2 separate regions of the Homo sapiens genome follow, and region 1 is linked to region 2. Evidence: read pairs that join two places in POLR2A ChIA-PET (ENCODE). Cell type or tissue: GM12878. All regions are shown on one strand.

Evidence for each region. Peaks named below come from ENCODE experiments on the same cell type or tissue, not always from the same donor. Only the 100,000 strongest peaks of a DNase experiment are listed, where the experiment ranks them.
Region 1: POLR2A ChIA-PET joins it to region 2 with 5 read pairs; 11 of 35 experiments call an interaction of 5 or more read pairs at or near these places.

What each region holds. Positions count from the first base shown.
Region 1 is chr19:12,941,449-12,943,948 of GRCh38, reverse strand. CALR (calreticulin) reads right to left here. Exons shown (of 9, transcript NM_004343.4): 8 at 320-412; 9 at 1-236. The coding sequence ends at 36. Among named protein-coding and RNA genes, the nearest start is that of MIR6515, 2.2 kb to the right of the region's middle. In GM12878, no CTCF peak of the experiment used is centred here; no DNase peak of the experiment used is centred here; H3K4me3 peaks cover 1,328 bases.
Region 2 is chr19:13,099,207-13,101,706 of GRCh38, reverse strand. LYL1 (LYL1 basic helix-loop-helix family member) reads left to right here. Exons shown (of 4, transcript NM_005583.5): 2 at 512-870; 3 at 959-1,050; 4 at 1,973-2,500. The coding sequence starts at 536. The coding sequence ends at 2,388. Among named protein-coding and RNA genes, the nearest start is that of LYL1, 2.4 kb to the left of the region's middle. RefSeq lists enhancers at 1,350-1,409, 1,690-1,799, 1,469-2,332. In GM12878, a CTCF peak has its summit at 257; a DNase peak (open chromatin) is centred at 1,456; H3K4me3 peaks cover 300 bases; H3K27ac peaks cover 335 bases.

The DNA of each region.
Region 1 (2,500 bases), 160 kb after region 2:
CTCAGGCCTCAGTCCAGCCCTGGAGGCAGGCCTCTCTACAGCTCGTCCTTGGCCTGGCCGGGGACATCTTCCTCCTCATCTTCCTCCTTGTCCTCCTCATCCTCCTCATCCTCATCTTTGTCCTCATCATCCTCCTTGTCCTCTGCCTCCTCCTCCTCTTTGCGTTTCTTGTCTTCTTCCTCCTCCTTAAGCCTCTGCTCCTCGTCCTGTTTGTCCTTCATTTGTTTCTCTGCTGCCTGCAGGCAGAGCACACACCTCAGGGCCTTGCCCCCTGCCAGCCCTGCCCGCCCCCGACATCAGGACCAGGACCAGGCCTCACCTTTGTTACGCCCCACGTCTCGTTGCCAAACTCCTCAGCGTATGCCTCATCGTTGGTGATGAGGAAGTTGTCAAAGATGGTGCCAGACTTGACCTGGAGGATGAATGGGAAGGATGGTCAGAGGTGATACCCGATAGCCCTTGCTTTGGACAGGGTTTCCACCTGTGTTCCTATAACCACTATATTCTGCTGCCTGCATCTGCAGAGAAGACAAGGAACACCGCTGACACTGCAGTTAAAAAGATGGAGAGGCCAGGTGAGGTGGATCACGCCTGTAATCCTCGCCCAGAGGCCAAGGTGGGCGGATCACGAGGTCAGGAGATCGAGACCACCCTGGCTAACACGGTGAAACCCCGTCTCTACTAAAAATACAAAAAATCAGCCAGGCGTGGTGGCAAGTGCCTGTAGTCCCAGCTATTTGGGAGGCTGAGACAGGAGAATGATGTGAACCCAGGAGGCGGAGCTTGCAGTGAGCCAAGATCGTGCCACTGCACTCCAGCCTGGGTGACAGAGTGAGACTCCATCTCCAAAAAAAAAAAAAAAAAAAAAAAAGATGGAAAGATGGAGAGACAGCCAGGGACGGGACGGGCTCATGCCTGTAATCCCAGCACTTTGGGAGGTCATGGCGAACGGATCACTTGAGGCCAGGAGTTCGAGACCAACCTGGGCAACATAGTGAAACTCTGTCTCTACTAAAAAAAATTAGCCCGGGGTCTGTGATGGCGCATCCCTGTAATCCCAGCTACTCAGGAGGCCGAGGCAGGAGAATCGCTTGAATCTGGGATGCAGAGGTTGTGGTGAGCCGCCGAGATTGCATCATTGCACTCCAGCCTGGGCAACAAGAGTGAAATTCCATCTCAAAAAAAAAAAAGCCCAGCGTCGTGGCGCATGCCTGTAATTCCAGCTGCTCGAGAGGATGAGGCATGAGAATCACTTGAACCTGGAAGGCAGAGGCTGCAGTGAGCCGAGATCAAGCCACTGCACTCCAACCTGGGTGACAGAGCAAGACTCTGTCTTAAAAAAAAAAAAAAAAAAAGATGGAGAGACTCAGGTGCTGTACTGCCCAGGTTCAAACCCCAGCTTTGTGGTTTCCTACCCCCATGACCTTGGGCCACTGACTTCAGTTCTCTGCACCTGTTTCTTGTTTCTCACTCTCTTATTCAGGTATTTTTCAGGTACCTACTACATGCCAGAACTGTCTTGGGCACAGAAGGTATTTCAGTGACCAAAACAGACAAAAATTCAGTCCCAGCATTTTTTTTTTTTTTTGGGACAGAGTCTCGCTATCACCCAGGCTGGAGTGCAATGGCATGATCTCAGCTCACTGCAAGCTCCGCCTCCCGGGTTCACGTCATCCTTTTGCCTCAGCCTCCCGAGTAGCTGGGACTACAGGCGCCCACCACCACACCTGGCAAATTTTTTGTATTTTTACTAGAGATGGGGTTTCATTCACCATGTTAGCCAGGATGGTCTCCATCTCCTGACCTTGTGATCCACCCGCCTTGGCCTCCCAAAGTGCTGGGATTACAGGTGTGAGCCACTGTGTCCGGCCAAGTCCCAACTTTTTTTGAGAGGGTCTCACTCTGTCACCGAGGCTGGAGTGCAGTGACATAATCATGGCTCACTGCAGCCTCGATGCCCCAGGCTCAAGTGATCATCCTTCTTCCTTGGTAGTTGGGACTACAGGTATGCATGACATCTCGCCAATTTTTAAAGTTTTTGTAGAGGCTAGGCATGGTGGCTAACCCTTGTAATCCCAGCACTTTGGGAGGCCGAGGCGGGCAGATGACCTGAGGCCAGGAGTTCGAGACCAACCTGGGCAACATGAAGCCCTGTCTCTACAAAAAGGCTGGGTGAGGTGGCTCACGCCTGTAATCCCAGCACTTTGGGAGGCCAAGGTGGGTGGTTCATGAGGTCAGGAGATGGAGACCATCCTGGCTAACACGGTGAAACCATGTCTGTACTAAAAAAAAAAATACAAAAAAATTAGCCAGGCATGGTGGGGGGTGCCTGTAGTCCCAGTTACTCGGGACCCTGAGGCAGAAGAATGGAGTGAACCTGGGGGGTCGTGCGGAGCTTGCAGTGAGCAGAGATCACACCACTGCACTCCAGCCTGGGCGACAGAGCAAGGCACGGTCTCAAAAAAAAAAAAAAAAAAAAAAATTAGCCTGGCATCCATAG
Region 2 (2,500 bases):
GGGTGGGGGCTGGGGGCCTTCCGTGAAGGGTCAGAGTCCATCTTGGAGGGATTCCAAGCTCACATGGCATCAATGAGTTAATGAGGAGTCTCTGGGTTGGATCTTTAGATCTGAGGATAACAGGGTTAATCTTGGGGTTTCTGGGGATCCCAGGATCAGTTAGGGGCTCCCTGTCTTGTTCCCTCTCCAGGCTGCAGAGGTGAGGGAATTCTGGAAGAAGGAATATTTGCTCAGAGGCTGGGCAACAGCGCCCCTCCTGGGTCACAAAGAGCTCAGGGACAGTGCGCTGCCTAGCACCTGGGGGGCGCCTCCTACTCTAACGTAGGACCCCCCTCCCGTGTCCTGGAAGTTTCTGGGCCTGCCCCCGCCATCTGCCTTTGCCTACTGAAACTTCTCTCCTCCTCCTTTCCCCCTCCCCCTCCCTCCTTCCCATTTGAGGGGTTTCTTGAGCTAAGCAGGTGGGAGCGGGGCACCTAGTCCTCCTCCCCACTGGCTGCCTTCTTTCCCACAGGTGAGTACCCCCACGTCGGGGTCCATGTGCCCGCCTCAGGCACAGGCAGAGGTGGGCCCCACCATGACTGAGAAGGCAGAGATGGTGTGTGCCCCCAGCCCAGCGCCTGCCCCACCCCCTAAGCCTGCCTCGCCTGGGCCCCCGCAGGTGGAGGAGGTGGGCCACCGAGGAGGCTCCTCGCCCCCCAGGCTGCCACCTGGTGTACCAGTGATCAGCCTGGGCCACAGCAGGCCCCCAGGGGTAGCCATGCCCACCACAGAGCTGGGCACTCTGCGGCCCCCGCTGCTGCAACTCTCCACCCTGGGAACTGCCCCGCCCACTTTGGCCCTGCACTACCACCCTCACCCCTTCCTCAACAGGTCAGTGGGGATCTGGGGTGGGGGGCAGTGGGGATTGGGGGCCAGGGTCCTTGCCCACAAGGCATTAGTGACCCACGACCCCTTACAGTGTCTACATTGGGCCAGCAGGACCTTTTAGCATCTTCCCTAGCAGCCGGTTGAAGCGGAGACCAAGCCACTGTGAGCTGGACCTGGCTGAGGGTGAGTGTGGGTTTGTGTGCCTTGTGGGTTTGTATGCCTGTATGTGCACTTGTGGGTGCACAGAAGGCCTGGCCGTCTCTGTGTGGGGCTCATGTCTGTCCTCTACTCCACCTCGGGGAGACGTGCTTCCAGCACACACAGAGAACAGCCCACATAGGTTCTACCCATGTGCAAAATCGCAGTCCCATAGCCAGCCCCACACAACCACCGCCACCCAACAGGCCAAGCCATGTAGCCGCAGTCACGGCAAAACAGAGCATGCCACACCAGGGCATGGGAGCCACAAAATGACAGCTCCACTGGAATGTGCAGCCACGCAAGACAGCCACAAGACCACAGCCATGCAAGAGACAGCCACAGGACCACAACCACACACAAGACAGCCACAGGACCACAGCCACTTAGGACCACGGCCACACAAGAGTCAGCCACACAACCACAGCCACTCGTGAAACAGCCACATGGCAACATCACACATAACCACAGCCATGAGACATAACAAGAGTCTCACACAGTCATACAAGACACAGGACACAGACAGTCATAATGAGAGGACCTCTCAGACCCATGAGTACACCCAGCCAGCCGTACTTGGGCACAATCAGAATGAGGGCCCCACGGACAGCTTCCCAGACCAAACAAACACAAGGAAATCTTTCTTTAGGGAATCTCAGTCATTGACATAAAGGTGCCCATAGTCACAGATACAGCAGGCCCTTGTCCGTAGGCCGGGCCTGTGATGATTCTTGTCTGGATGGCTCTTGGGAGGGGTGGGGAGAGCTGCCCGTGGACCCCTTGGGTGGAGAAAGCCCCAGCCCATGGCCTGGGTTTAAGTTCCCACGAGGGTGCTGCGTGTCTAGCGGGAGGGCAGGAGGGGCCGCCCTTTGGGCCATGGCACCAACCCGGCCCTCCTTGTCCACAGGGCACCAGCCCCAGAAGGTGGCCCGGCGCGTGTTCACCAACAGCCGGGAGCGCTGGCGGCAGCAGAACGTTAACGGCGCCTTCGCCGAGCTGAGGAAGCTGCTGCCGACGCACCCGCCCGACCGGAAGCTGAGCAAGAACGAGGTGCTCCGCCTAGCCATGAAGTACATCGGCTTCCTGGTGCGGCTGCTGCGCGACCAAGCCGCAGCTCTGGCCGCAGGCCCCACCCCTCCCGGGCCTCGCAAACGGCCGGTGCACCGGGTCCCAGACGACGGCGCCCGCCGGGGATCCGGACGCAGGGCCGAGGCGGCAGCGCGCTCGCAGCCCGCGCCCCCGGCCGACCCCGACGGCAGCCCCGGTGGAGCGGCCCGGCCCATCAAGATGGAGCAAACCGCTTTGAGCCCAGAGGTGCGGTGACCGCACGCGGCAGCACCTCTGAGCCGGAGGGCACCAGGGACTCGGCCCAGGGCCGTCAAGGAAAGGGCAGTGGACGTGCTGCGCATGTTCGGGAGCGAACTCCCCCGAAGAA